3 separate regions of the Mus musculus genome follow, and all the other regions are linked to region 1. Evidence: chromatin loops called from intact Hi-C (ENCODE). Cell type or tissue: gastrocnemius. All regions are shown on one strand. Links, peaks and the distances in the headings refer to the core of each region. The heading gives the core; the rest is flanking DNA.

Evidence for each region. A loop is a pair of places that touch in the nucleus more often than their neighbours do. Peaks named below come from ENCODE experiments on the same cell type or tissue, not always from the same donor. Only the 100,000 strongest peaks of a DNase experiment are listed, where the experiment ranks them.
Region 2: it touches region 1 in a loop (2.7-fold over the local background); 21 of 42 quality-filtered maps call a loop at or near these places.
Region 3: it touches region 1 in a loop (2.4-fold over the local background); 11 of 42 quality-filtered maps call a loop at or near these places.

What each region holds. Positions count from the first base shown.
Region 1 is chr7:18,988,236-18,993,097 of GRCm38, forward strand. It overlaps Mypop (Myb-related transcription factor, partner of profilin), which reads left to right and starts at 3,010. Exons shown (of 3, transcript NM_145579.3): 1 at 3,010-3,119; 2 at 3,597-4,385. The coding sequence starts at 3,875. Nanos2 (nanos C2HC-type zinc finger 2) reads left to right here. Exons shown (of 1, transcript NM_194064.2): 1 at 1-727. In gastrocnemius, for the core only: no CTCF peak of the experiment used is centred there; DNase peaks (open chromatin) are centred at 1,926, 2,515 and 2,904; H3K4me3 peaks cover 1,382 bases; H3K27ac peaks cover 1,379 bases.
Region 2 is chr7:18,907,758-18,912,619 of GRCm38, forward strand. It overlaps Ccdc61 (coiled-coil domain containing 61), which reads right to left and starts at 2,647. Exons shown (of 14, transcript NM_001033314.3): 1 at 2,376-2,647. In gastrocnemius, for the core only: no CTCF peak of the experiment used is centred there; a DNase peak (open chromatin) is centred at 2,733; H3K4me3 peaks cover 1,949 bases; H3K27ac peaks cover 1,414 bases.
Region 3 is chr7:18,914,051-18,918,912 of GRCm38, forward strand. No RefSeq gene overlaps it. Among named protein-coding and RNA genes, the nearest start is that of Ccdc61, 6.1 kb to the left of the region's middle. In gastrocnemius, for the core only: a CTCF peak has its summit at 2,421 (motif pointing left); no DNase peak of the experiment used is centred there.

The sequences.
Region 1 (4,862 bases), core at 960-3,459:
TGGTGGTTTCTTTTGGATTGTGAGGGCCTGGTGATGACTTCTCGGTTCCTCTCTAAAGATCCCTTGGGGGGGAGGGGTCCTTGGATTTGCTATCCTATAGAGTCAGTGTGCTCTGACAGGCCAGTCTTCAGAACCTGGGGACAGTGCCAGAGACTGATCCTGATCGTCACTGCCAAGAAGTGGATGTTGGTACTGACTATGAGACCATCCATCTATCTTCACCTTTTTTCAGCATCTGCAGACTCAAACTTCTCCATGGACCATTCACGTTCAGCTCCTTAGTTCCTTGAACATGGCCATGTCCATCAGGAATAAGAGGAAGGTTACAGGAACTAGAGGAGGGTTGGGACCCTCTGGGAAGGCTGCCAGACCTTTGTAACTTCAGACTGCCTCGGGTGAGCAGAAGCCCACAGATTTCACTTCATCACTAACCATGGTTCACTCTATTCCTGCCCCCAGCCCCACTCGTTGATGGATCCCTGACTCCCGGTGGGTGAGAGACATTCTCTCTCTTCTACCCATCCAATATAGTTGAGTGTGTTACGTCAGTGTGTGTCCCATGGTGAGAAGAGTCTGAGACCTCATGGGACTGATGACTGCTTAGGTTTTAATTTTAGGGGCAGAGAAGAATGCCAGTTGGGTTTTATGCTATCTAGGAGGTTGGCTTGGAAATGGGATGAGGGTGGAGGAGGGGTGTCTGCTGCTGAATAAAGCGTTGTTAGTCTACTGTCTTTGAATTCCATTGGCCAAGTTAGTGGGCGGGTGCCTTTGGGTGCTGGGAGAGAGAGCACAAGAGGGAACTGAAGGGCCGCCTAAAACCCTGGGAACCGTAAGAGGGGCAGGAGGGGGTCCAGAACTGCCGCCCAGACCTATCTCATATTGTCTTCCAACACAAGTCGTCTGACTGGGAACAGGTTCCCAAATAATTCTCAGCCTCCACCTAGACACTTTTAAAATTAAAAATAGAGGAAAAAAAAGTGTGGAAAGGCAAGTTGTGGGTGTATGCCTTTAATTCTAGCATTCGGGAGGCAGAGACAGGTAGATCTCTCTTATCAATTCAAGGCCAGCCTAGTCTACAGAGTTGCAGGACAGTCAGGGCTACACAGAGAAACCCTGTCTTAAAAAGAGGGAGGAGGGCTGGAGAGAGGGGGTACAACATCCAGACAATAGTCAAATAATTCAAGGGAGTCCACTTTCTACCACGTGGGGACTGAACTCAGGTCACAAGCTTAGTGGCAAGCGCCTTTCACCCATTGGGCCATCTCAACAGTCCCTTGAGTCCTCCCTCCCTCCCTCCCTTCTCTTTTTTTTCCTCTTTACCGGAGATTGAACCTAGGGCTCTATAGTTCTGGTCACCCATGGGTTCCCTTCCATCTTGTGAGACTAGGAACTACTAGGTCTGAGTTTTGATAGATTTTAAACTTTGGGCTCCCTATCACAAAACGGTTAGGGGAAAAAAAAGTATAAGCCAGCATCGGGGAGTAGCAGCACCCCTTTAATCCCAGAACTCCAGAGTCAGAAGCAGGTGGACCCAGCTGCAAGATCCTCTCAACCACGGCACCAGCACCCACATGCATATACATAATTAAAACCCAATCTTAGGCCGGTGGTAGTGTGGCTGGCCTTTAATAAGTCCCCAAACTCTTGAGGCAGGCCGATCTCAGTGATTTCGGGGTCATCCTCCACCACAGCGCTAGTTCCAGGACAATCAAGGTTACAAAAACAAACAAACAAAAAACCCCGTATCTCAAAAACAAAAAGGAACCAACCACACACACCCACACCAAAAAGAAAAAAAAAAGAAAAAGAAATTTTCTCCCTTTTATGTATATGAGTGTTTTGCCTGCTTGTATGTTTGTCCACCATGTCCATGCCTGGTGCCAGCAGAGGGCAACAGTGCTGGAGCTAAGGATGGTTATGAGCCCCCGCCTTTGGATACAGAGATCCTAACTCTGGTGTTCCCGGGAGAGATGGTAACTGCTGAGCTCCAGCCCTCCCTCTCTGCTTCGGGTCTTAATACAAATGTCATCTTTTCCTTATGTGTAATGTCCGCACATATCCTGTCTTTTTTCTAGCCTCGCTGGTGACTGCAGAGATACTGCTGCATGTTCAATGCCAGCTTGGGATACTTAGTAAGATGCCCTCAGAAACAATTTTTTGGTAGTGAACACAATTTGCCTTTTATATGGATATGTGAGAGCTTATGTGTAACTGTCGGAAAGATGAACGAAGCGCCGTTTACCCAATGACCTTGAAACTGCGGGCACTGAAAATTTTCACCCTGCCATCCGGCCATCCAGTTCATTCAAGTGGTGCTCTCGAATCACTCCTGCTCTGCGCTTTTCTAGGATCGCCATCCCCACCCTTCAAGAAATTCCTGCCTTTGAACTCCCTCTCCGAGCCATGACGTCAAATTGTGGACAGGGGGCCTCCCAGGCACCATTGGGAGGTTGCTGGGTTGCTATGGTTACCGCCTCTGCATGGGCGGGGAATATTTCCAGGTGCCCCGCCTCAGTCCGTAGGAGGTAGTTTCCGAGTGGTCCTGCGCAGAGGAGGGATTGGGCGTGGGCAAGGTTTCCTAACGCCCCCAGCCCCCACCCACGCAGTTGTCATGGAAATGAAGCTCTTCTCCCCTTTCTCAAAATAAGACTTTGCTTAGTAGGCTAAAGGACTACTCAAAGGGAAGAAACTCCGCTTGGTCCTAGCGCTCTCTTCAGCATCTCTCTCTCTACTGCGCCCGCACTGGGATTTAGTCCTGGGTACCATCGCAGGCAAGGTGCCAGTGACACGCATGCGCGCTGTAGGTTTGCACATGCGCAATTGAGCACCAGAGCCCAGGGAACCTACTTCAGCGCTAAATGTGCGGCTGCGCAGCTGTGTCCTTCTGGTAAAGCAAGGCGACGGGAAGTTCTGCGCTTGCGCAGTGCTGGGAGACACGGCTCAGAGAACGCAGCTCTGTCAGGGTATCTGGAGACCGCGTTCGCCCGGCGCGCATGCGTCTTGGCTCTCAATGCTACTGGGGGCGGGGCCCAGAGGGGGAGGGAGAAGTAGGGGGGGAGGGAAGAGGCCGCAGAAGCCGAAGCCCTGACCCACCGGCAGGCAGGGGCTGCGGCGGCACGGTGAGTGACCCGCGGCCCAACTGGGGTCCCCATCCTCTGTGCTCCATCACTCTTCCTGGAGTCCAAAAAAAGCCTCGGGGGTCCCCCCTCTTATCTCGGACCCCCGTTATCTCCACAACTCCCCTTCTTTCCCCAGCAATCCCAGCACCCCCATAATCCCTGCAGACCCTCAGCTTTAATATTTTGCCGTCTTAACTAGAAGGTTCCATTTCATCTTTATTCTTGGACATCCTCTCTCAGGGACCCTAGAACTGACACCCACTACCCTGGGAACCCCCAGCGCTCCTCTCTGATCTGGATGCCCCGTCTGCTGCATTGCCCAGTTGGCATCACTTCCCAGCATCATGCATGTTCGACCCCCTGGGCATCCCCGTTACTCTTGCCCTGTCCTGTTCTACTGCGCCCCCGTTCTCCTCTAACTCCTGCTGTGGCACCCTTTTCCCTTCCACTTTTGCTCATTTCCCTCCATCCTTCCAGACCGTCCGTCCCCCCAGTACCCATCAACTCCTCCGCGAGGCACTAGCGGCCGCGTGAAGCACAAGATGGGCACTGGGCGGGTGTCACCTACGAGGAAGCACCTTTGATTGCATTCAGCACCTCGCCGCTCCCATCACCACTTTTGCACAGGGGACCAGAGGAGCCCGTGTCGGGGCGACACGGGGACACCGAGCCACCGCCAGCGCTGTTCGCCCTTTGCCCGCAGAGCCGGCGCCCCCCATGCGCCAGGCAGCCGATCGGTGGCGTCTGGGGGCGCCATGGCCTCGGCGACCGCGGCGGCGGCGCCGGGCGAAGCGGAGGAGACCACCCGACTCCGCAAGCCGCGCTTCTCCTTCGAGGAGAACCAGATCCTGATCCGAGAGGTGCGCGCCCACTACCCTCAGCTCTACGGCGCGCAGAGCCGTCGGGTGAGCGTGGCCGAGCGGCGGCGAGTGTGGGACAGCATCGCCACCAAAATCAACGGCATCACCAGCTGGAAACGCACGGGCCAGGAGGTTCAGAAGCGTTGGAACGACTTCAAGCGCCGCACCAAGGAGAAGCTGGCCCGCGTGCCGCATTCCACGCAGGGCGCGGGGCCCGCCGCTGAGGACGCCTTCTCTGCGGAGGAGGAGACTATTTTCGCCATCCTGGGACCGGGTGTGGCGGGGCCGGGGGCTGGCTCTGGGGCTGAGGAGTCCCGGGCAGCCGCCTCTTCACAGCCGCAGGCTTCGACCGCTAGTACACAACGGTATGTGTTGTCAGAGGACCGCAGGCAGGATCGACGGGCAGGTGAGTCCCAAAGCCAGTTTCTTTAACAACTACCAGCACTCCTGAAGCCTACAGTGCGTTGTTCACGCCCAGATCGGTCAGGCGTGTTTACCACATTTTTGCTAAAAAGTAGGAGGTCAGTGCTGTCAGGCCCATTATGGAGCTGGGGCTTTAAGGTCAGAGAAAGGAAAGACTTAGATGTGGTGCCAACAGGCCTGTAATTCTCCTGCTTGGGAGTTGAAGGCAGAAGAAACGGGAGTTCAAGGCTAGCCTGTGCTACAGGAGGCTTGGCTTAAAAGGGTGAGGAAGGGCGGGCTGGGGATGTCCTGGTGGTTGAGTACTTCCCAGCTTTCAGGGGTTCCAGGGTCAGATTTTGACTGCATAGACCCATGTGGTAGCACATGATTTGGAGTCTCAACACCTGCGTTATCCTTAGGTGCATAGTGTGTTAGAGGCAAATCTGAGCTCTGTGAGAACCTGCCTTCCAAAAATAATAAT
Region 2 (4,862 bases), core at 1,470-3,969, 80 kb before region 1:
GCTGCAGTCGACTCCATTCCCAGGAAGGAGCCCCTCCCAGCTCGCTATTCCACCTTCCACCATGGAGAGGCCAGAGGAAGGGCAGTTAACTCTAGCATAGTAACTTTCTACACCTATGTGTTCTTCAGGAGCCCAACACTAGTAGAGAGATCTGAGCAGTCCAAGGAGTAAACGAAGGATCTGGTGGCTCTGAAAGAGACAAAGCCAAGTGACTAAACAAGCAGCCAGCAAGGCCTCATGCAGCCCCCATCTGGACTGAGACCTTTGGCGAGAGTGGGGAAATCACTCAGACATCTGTGGGAAGGGGAGACAGCAGTATAAAGCATGTGTTTGCTACGTTTAAAAGACACCGAGACCTTCGAGGTCCCAATAACGCAAGCAAGGCGTTTCCAAAGGTGTGTGGTTGTGGAGAGGAAGGAGGACAGAGCTCTAAGTATCTGGAGATCCTGTGAGCAGGCGAGGCCTAGGGAAGAGCGGGTGGGATGCAGGCGGGGTTAACAGAGGAACACAGGATTTGGCTTTTTTGCTTGCTTGCAGAGGGATCTCATGGAACCCAGGCTCAGCTTGGACCCCTAACCCTTCCGTCTCCACCTCCCACCTCTGGGATTACAGCTGCTCATCACCACGCCTGCTCTCACTGAGCTAGGGAGCAAAGCCAGAGCTTGAAGCAAGCTAAGCAAACACTCTCCCAACTGTACAAGATCCCTTGCTATCCATCCTCACCCTAACTTGTTTGAGAGTCTCACCGTGTGTGTGTGTGTGTGTGTGTGTGTGTGTGTGTGTGTACACAATCTTTTTAAATGGGAGAGAAAGGAAGTAGTGATGAAAAGCCAACTCCTAAGTACCTGAGAGGAAGGGCCTGCCAGGCTGAATAGGGATACCAAAGAATCATTTGGGGGCAACTGCATGTCAGCTGGACTTCCAAGCAAAGAAGAGCTGGCCTTTGGATAGAGCATGGAGTTCAGAGATGGATACGGGAAAGAGACATCTGGGTAAACAGAGTGAGGGAAGTGGTATAGAAAAAGTGATTGCCCAGAACATGAAATTCGGGTATGAAAGGATTAAAGAACTCGCCCAAAGCCACAATGATTTCCATAGTGGGTCCCAGAGTCAGTGCCAGGGCCCAAACTTGGGCAAACAGATACCAAAGCTCACACTCTCTTCTCTAGGTTTGTTTTGAGACAAGGTCTCCCTCTTTAGGTAAAACGAGCCCCAAGCTCATCCTGTGACCCAGACTGATCTCAAACTGCCAGTCCTTCGCCTCAGCTGCCCAGTCCTGGGATTACAAAGGTGTGCCACTGTAGGATGCGTTATGACACTTCAGGGTTCATTCAGAGGGGCTGTCCAGACGACTCAATGGGTAAAGCTTCCTGCTGTGTAAACCCAAAGAGCGGAGCTTGACCCCTAGAATCCACAGAAAGGTGGAAGGAGAGAACCAACCCAGTGTTGTTGTCCGACCTCCACAGCCACAGCCATATAGCTGGTCCTTGCTACTTTGTGGGTTCTTTCCCCCAGGCTTTATCTCCCATTTTCACCCCCTAAATACTAGATAGGAGAGAAAACAAGGATAGAGGGGAAGAGAGGAATTAGGAAAACCCCTGAATCTAATTTCTTTCCTTTTGTTTCTTCTTCGACCGTGACTACTAACAAACCACAACCAACCTTCCTAAATGACCAACAACCCTGCACACATGCACATACACATACAGGCACACATGCTTCTTGGGGGCCCTAACATTTATATGCTCTCTAAAATGTTCCCAAAATTCCAAATGTCACACAATCGAAAAAAAAATTATCTGCAGCTGGCAAAAACACACTTCTGCTAGAGCAAGCGGCAAATCATAGTAAGCTGAGAACTGTCCAAAACAGGTACACCTGGGATTAAAATGAAAACATATTCTTATAATATTTCTGTGTTTTTTAAAGGAACCAAAATTCCAAAGCTGTCACTACACACCCATCCTGTGATATGAATCCCCCTCCCATCACACACTTGTGTGAACACACAATAATTTCTATGCGTTCAAGGAAAAAAGGCGAGACACTGTCTCAAAAACAAAACATAAGACTCGTTCCCGACCTCGGCAGCAGTGGTAGAACTATTGACTAACATTTCAAAGTTTGTCATCTAGCACTGCAAAGAAAGCGAGAATTAAAAGTGATTTCACGACAAATAACTTGCTCAGAGCCTGCACACAGTAAACGCCTCTGGTCCGTAGGGTAGGAACACACCCTCAACCCTGGAACCTCAACCCTGCCTTGTCTTCACCTGCCTCCATCCTCCAAACCAACTCAAGTTCAGAACCTACGGCATCTCGAGGACACCCCCTCCGCACCTCGTGGGGTGTAATATATATAAAATAAAACTCTACCTTACAAGCTCTAGTGCAGTATTCGGTAAGGGTTCTCTAAGTTCTAGCCGCGTATCTCGCGAGCGACAACATGATGCATTAAAGACCCCGTGAAATCTCCAGCTTGCATAGGTTCTGGCGTCCACCTGCGTGAAAGAATCGGTGCTCTGGGGACTCCCCACTGCCCGCGCCTGCAGCCCGCGCCTGGAGCCCGCGCCCACACCCGCGTACTCGCTCTTCACCTCCACGGACTCGATCTTCACGAGCGGTTCAACCGCCGAAGTTTCAGCTCCGCCCACATCCGGCCTTCTCACTTCTGATTGGTCTGATCTTACAGGCAGCCATGTTTCCATAAGTCAAAAGCGACGCCCGTCACTCTGTCCCGCCCCCATGGGAGAACCCGCCTTCCGAAGTTTACAATTGGTCTATTTGGAAGAGGCGTTACTAACACGTGTGGGGAGACCTCCGAGGTTTACAGTCTGTTTCTAGTGATTATTGGGTAGATATTCTGCCAATCATAAGAAAAAGGTGGTCCCTTGGAGTAGAAGGAGGATCCCGGAAATAGCATTTTTACTCCGCCTACCACACCCACCACCCCCAGCAAGGCAGGCCTCGCCCACAGAGAAGGAAGGGGCTGACTAGAGTGTGGAACTTGCTCAGAGGAAGGTCCGAGCCTTCAAGTCAGGAGGCTTAGAGGATATTCTCAACTGTAAGGACAGCCTAAGTATACCCTGATCGGTTTGCTAGACTTGGCTTTGTCAGTGCATGCATGACAAAACCTCAAGTGGCCCAAGCTAGTCTCCTATGCATCCTTGAACTCCTGATCCTCCTGCCTCCACCTTCCCGGTACTGAGATTACTGGAGTTGTACCACCATGCCTGGCATGGCACTGGCTTCATTAAAGCTCAACACAGCAAAGTAGGAGTTATTTTTTAATAGTTTTAGATTTATTTATTTTATATGTGTGAGTTTTATGCCTGCGTGTATGCCTGTGCACGACGCGTGTGCCTGGTGCCTGCAGAGGTCGGAAGACGGCGTCAGGAGCCTCGGACTGTAGTTACAAATGGTTGTGAAGCACCTTAGGGATGCTGGAAACTGAGCTCCAGGCCCTTTAGAAGAGCAGCCAGTGCTCTTTTTCTTTCTTTTCTTTCTCCCCAACCTCCTGAAGTTGTCTTGAGACATATCTCACGCTATAGCTTTGGCTAGCCTGAATTTCACTACGTAGATCAGGTTGTCCTCGAAGTCACCGAGACCCCCATGCCTCTGCCTCTACCTCCTGAGTTCTGGGATTAAAGGCACATACACCATGGCATCAGGCTAGAGGAGTTTACTTATTTATTAGATGACACTTTGTGTGTGTGTGTGTGTGTGTGTGTGTGTGTGTTAGGGTGCATGTGCCACGACCACAGCATCTGTAACCCTATTCCTAACAAAACAAGAACAGGATACCAAGCTTTCACTAGCCAGCCTGCCTAGCCACTCAGTGAGCTCCTGGTTCAATGAGAGATCCTGTTCTCAAAAATTAAGGTGTGGAGACCTTGAGGAAGATTGCAATATTCACCTCTGATCTGTGCAAGGGCAGACAAAGGCTCAGTGGGAGAGCCCCTGCCTAGAATCCCCCAGTGATGGGCTGGGGGCGTGGCTCAGTGGTAGAACCCCTGCCTAGAATCCCCCAGTGAGGGGCTAGGGTGTGGCTCAGTGGTAGAGCCCCTGCCTAGAATCCCCCAGTGAGGGGCTGGGGGCGTGGCTCAGTGGTAGAGCCCCTGCCTAGAATCCCCCAGTGAGGGGCTGGGGTGTGGCTCAGTGGTAGAGCCCCTGCCTAGAATCCCCCAGTGAAGGGCTGGGGGCATGGCTCAGTGGTAGAGCCCCTGCCTAGAATCCCCCAGTGAGGGGCTGGAGGGTGTGGCTCAGTGGTAGAGAAAGCTGCAAAGAAGATTCTGACCCCAGACTAGATGCCTGGAAGACACAGAAACCAGCCAAGTTGCCTGGAAAGGTTTAGACCACAGTCACTTGGAAAGAACATCCTCCAACATGCTGAGCTGCCTACAGGCTGTTCAGTGTGCTCCAGGATCCCAGCTTTGATGACCTGTCACCCATACTGAAGTGGGCTTTTTCGTGATGTAGCTGTCTTTGAGTCATTTCTGCTCTTATAAGTAACCCTAATTAGATTCATTGTTCACCAAGTTAGACTTTGGTGGTATCGGTACTTAGACCTATCATGGGTTTCCTATCTAGGGTGAGTAGATATGTGTGTTACATTTCCCTAGGAAAAGTTTTCTCACAGAACATATTCACATGCACACAGTTGTGTACTAATACCACATACATACATACATATATACATATACAATATTATTCTTATATTGATGAATATCTTGAATATTGATATGTTATTCTACAGCAATAGAATACTCACATAACCCAGCAATTCTATCCCCAGGTTTGCACCCAAGAAAACTGAAAACAGATGGACAAATATTGATATATGAATGTTCACCACAGCAATAT
Region 3 (4,862 bases), core at 1,470-3,969, 74 kb before region 1:
TTATTTTTTATTATACATAAGTACACTGTAGCTGTAGGAGTCAGATCTCATTACCGGTGGCTGTGAGCCACCATGTGATTTCTGGGATTTGAACTCAGGACCTCTGGAAGAGCAGTCAGTGCTCTAACGTGCTAAGCCATCGCGACAGCCCAGTAGATAAAGTTATTGCTAGACAAGCATAGGGATCATGGTTAGAGTCCCAGCAGGCACATAAAAGCTAGACGTGGCAGTACACACATACAATTCAGCAACAAGGCAGCTGAGACAGGAGGACCCTCAAGGTCTGGTGCCCAACCACTCTAGCCTCCAGTGTCAGTGAGAGACCCTGTCCCTCAGCAGTCAAGGGAACAAAGTGCTTTTGCAGAGGACCTGGGTTCAGTTCTCAGCACTACATGGTGGCTTGCAACCACCTGTAACCCCAGTTCCATGGGATCTTCTGTCCTCTTCTAGTCTACGTGGGCACTGAGCACATGTGATGCACATACATATATGAAGGCAGAACACCCTATACCCACAGACTGAAAATATATATATATATATATATATATATACATATATATATGTATATATACACACTATATACATACACACACATATAAACATATGTAATATACAGTAATAATACGTGTTTGTAGCTTGCAACATTTTTATTATTTATTTATTTATTTATTTATTTATTTTGGTTTTTCGAGACAGGGATTCTCTGTATAGCTCTGGCTGTCCTGGAACTCACTTTGTAGACCAGGTTGGCCTTGAACTCAGAAATCTGCCTGCCTCTGCCTCCCGAGTGCTTGGATTAAAGGCGTGCACCACAATGCCCGGCCATTTTTTTAAATTTAACTTTATTTGATATATATGTCTATGTATTGTGTGTGTGTGTGTGTGTGTGTGTGTGTGTGTATGTGTGTGTCTGTGTCTGTGTAGATAGATAGATAGATAGATAGATAGATGGATGGATGGATGGATGGATGGATGGATGGATAGACAGGCAGGCAGGCAGGCAGGCAGGCAGATAGACAATAGGACAGGTAGATGATAGTATGGATTAATATGGATAGATGGTGATGACAAGGTCCATCACCACTGACAGGAAGAAATGAAGACACGTCATAGGAAGATCCAGAAGCTACCCAAATACTAAAAGACCCCATGGGCAAGGTGGCAACAGCAGAGAAACCTGCAAAGGAGCTAGGAGAGGGCTCTTGAGGGTGGGTCCAAGAATCCAACAGGTAATAATATGGGTTTGTAGCTTGCAACATTTTTTTTAATTTAACTTTATTTGATATACATTGATCTGAAGGTGTCAGATCTCCTGGAACTGGAGTTACAGACAGTTGGGAGCTGCCATGTGAGTGCTAGGAATTGAACCCAGGTCCTCTGGAAGATCAGTCAGTACTCTTAACCACTGAGCCATCCCTCTGGCCCCACTTGCAACATTCTTTAGCTCACATAAAACACAACTAAGGGGGGCTAGTGAGATGGCTCAGTGGGTAAGAGCACCCAACTGCTCTTCCGAAGGTCTGGAGTTCAAATCCCAGCAACCACATGGTAGCTCACAACCATCCGTAACGAAATCTGACTCCCTCTTCTGGAGTGTCTGAAGACAGCGACAGTGTACTTACATATAATAAATAAATAAAATCTTTTAAAAAAAGAACACACAACTAAGGTAACACATGGACGTCAAAGACTCGAAGACTGGAAAGATAAAGATTCAGCACACTGTGGTTGCAGTGATCCCTACAGGTGTGTACAGGTGAAGGGAAAGAGTTGCTAAAATCAAATCTGCCAGGGCCAGCAAGAAGGCGTAAGTGCTAAAGGTACTTGCTGCCAAGCCTGACAACCTGAGTTCAATTCCCAGGACCCACAAGGTGGGAGGAGAGAACCAACTCCCAAAAGTAGTCACCAAAGATGATAGCATAGACTAAAAACCCACAGTCCTTGACATCGAGAAAGGTGAGGTCTGCCAAAGAGACAGAAATCTCAGAGGAGTGAAGCTCTCTCCCATACAACCAGGAGGAGTCAAAGCCTAATTCTGTACTTGCCTAATACACCAGTGACCCTAAATTCAATCCCTAGCATTGCAAAAGGTAAAAGGAAAGGAAGGAGATGGTGGGGTGTGACTCAGTTGGTACTGTGCTTCCTAGCACCCACAGAGTCATGGGTTCCGCTCCAGGCACGGTAGAAACCTGGCGTCTTTGCTTTCTGCTTCTGTGATGAACACTGTGACTCAAAGCAACCTTGGGAGGAAAGGACTTGTTTGGATTATACATCACAGGTTACAGTCTCTGGTGAGCCTTAGCTTACCAGGGAACCCCTGAGTGAACCACACAGAATCAATGCAAAAAGCAAGAGGAATTTGTTGTTCCAGTGCACTGGGGCTGTCCCAGACCCAAAGGAGAAGCAGTGACCCCTGGCGGCCCGTTCCTCAAGTTTTTATATGGTTTCCAGGGGCGGAATAGAGCATCAGCAACTAGGCACAATATGATTGGCAGAACAGTGCGCCCTTTAATCTGCTCTGAGCTGACCTCTTCACTATCACAGAGGAAAGTCAGACCAGGAACCTGGAGACAAGATCTGAAGCAGAGACATGGAGGAGCAAAAGATGCTTACCAGTTTGCTCAGCCTGCTTTCTCATGCAAGCCGGGATCCCTTGCCCAGGCAGGGGTGGTACCACTAGGCCCTCTCACATCAATTATTCATTAAGAAAAATGCCCCAAAGACTTGCCCATGGGCTAATGTGATGATGGAGACAATTCCTCAGTTGAGGTTTCCTCTTCCCAGAGAATGCTAGCTGGTGTCATGATGGCAAACAAACAACTCTCCCCCACCTCAAAAAAAAAAAAAAAAAAAAACCAAAAAAACAAAAAAGCACTCAGGAGCACACCAGGAATGGTGGCTTTTGCCTATAATTCCAGCATTTTAGAGGTAGAGGATCAGAAATTCAAACATTCATAGTGAATTCCAGACTAGCCTGGGCTACATAAGACCCTGTCTCAAAATAAACAAACAAAAGCTCCGTTCTGCTTGTGGTATTTCCTCCTTGTTCCTCATGCCTCCGTTTCTCCACATTTGTAGAAGGATACACAGAAAGCCCCTTCCTCCACAAACCCAAGGCTGGAAATACAGCCACAGACAGCACACCAAAGAGATGCTGCCACCCCCACCCCCACCCCACCCCCACCCCCACCCTACCCCCATGTGCTGTGATGATTTACAGCAGCAAAGATCAGAGGCAGTGTCTATCCGCACATGGAATGGCACAGAAAATATACAATGGAATATTAGTCAGTATGGTGAGAAGCAAAATGTAGGGCTGAAGAGATAGCTCAGCGATTAAGAACACTCGCTGCTCTTGCAGAGGACCTGGGTTTGGTTCCCAGCACCACATGGTGGCTCCCAAACGCCTGTCACTTCAGTTCCAGGGCATCTGAACGCACATGGCACATGCACACACACACACACACGAAAAATAAATAACCCATTAAAGAAAAAAAGGAGGTTAAGAAAAAAGGAGGGAGGGAGGGAAGGACAGAGGAAGGGAGGAAAGAAGGAAGGAAGGAAGGAAGGAAGGAAGGAAGGAAGGAAGGAAGGAAGGAAGGAAGGAAGGAAGAAGAAGGAAAGAAAATGAGAGAGAGAGAGAGATACAGTGGCAGATGCGTGTGGTCACAGCATTTGTCAGGTAGACGCAGGGGATCTGGAGGAGGATCGAGTAGTAAATTCAAGGTCAACTGTGGCTTCCAGAGACTGGGTTTCAAAAACCAAGCAAACAAGAAGAAAAAGATGACTACGGTGGCAGCCTGGGGTGGGTAGGCCAGCACAGTAGCTGTCAACTGAAGGACAAGACTCCTGCGAGTGACTGTGAGGGAAGGTACCAAGGACCTGGAGCTGCTGATTGGAAGTGAGTAAACTTGTAACCTTGTGAGGTGATTTGTAACCTTAAGGCCTCCAAAGAAAGGGTTTGCTGATGGCCTGGCTGGTGCTTGGGAAAGCAGAGGTGTCTAGGGCAACCGCAGGGTTTCTGGCCAGAGCAACTGGCAGAGTTTGGAATTGATCCCAGTGGCAGTTAGAGAGTCCCGGAGAGATGTTAGGGCTGAGATGGGGGTGGGGACTCAGTCAGATGCCAAAACAACCAAGGTGGCAGCCAGTGCTGAGAGACAAGAGAAGGACTCTAGCGCTGGCTCTGCCTCCAAATTCCTGTGAGCTCCAGGGCAAAAAAAAAAAAAAAAAATCCTCTCTGCCCATGCCTGTAATCCCAGCATTTGGGAGGTGGAGGCAGGAGGATTAGGAAGGCCAGCCTTAGCGACACAGCCAGGTCCAGGCCAACCAAGGCTATGAGACCTTGTCTCTAAAATGGAAGACTTCTCTGGACCAGTATTTTTCCATCTTACAAAGAAGTCACTAGGAACAAACCCATGGGCTAGGACCCAGTGTCTATCTACAGTCCACCTCCATAGGAAGGGTGTTTACCCAGTATGTGCAAGTTGGGCGGTGTGTGTGTGTTGGGGGGGGGGGTGTTCCATACCCAGGATGAGTTAAAAGCAGGGAGGGGCTGGAGAGATGGCTCAGCAGTTAAGAACCCTGGCTGCTCTTCCAGAGGACCCAGGTTCAGGTCCTCACACCCACAAGGTGGCTCAGAATCATTTGTAACTCCAGTTCTGCAGTTCTGGGTATCCAGCCCTCTCTTCAGGCCTCCTAGGGCACTCCTTGCATTCCATACATAGACGTATATGCAGGCAAACGCCCATACACATTAAAAAAAAAAAGTTAAAGAAAGAGAAAAAGAAGCCAGAAGGTAGCTCAGCTGGTAAAGTGCTTGCTGTGTGTGAGGACCAAAGTTTGATCCCCAGAACCCCGTCAAG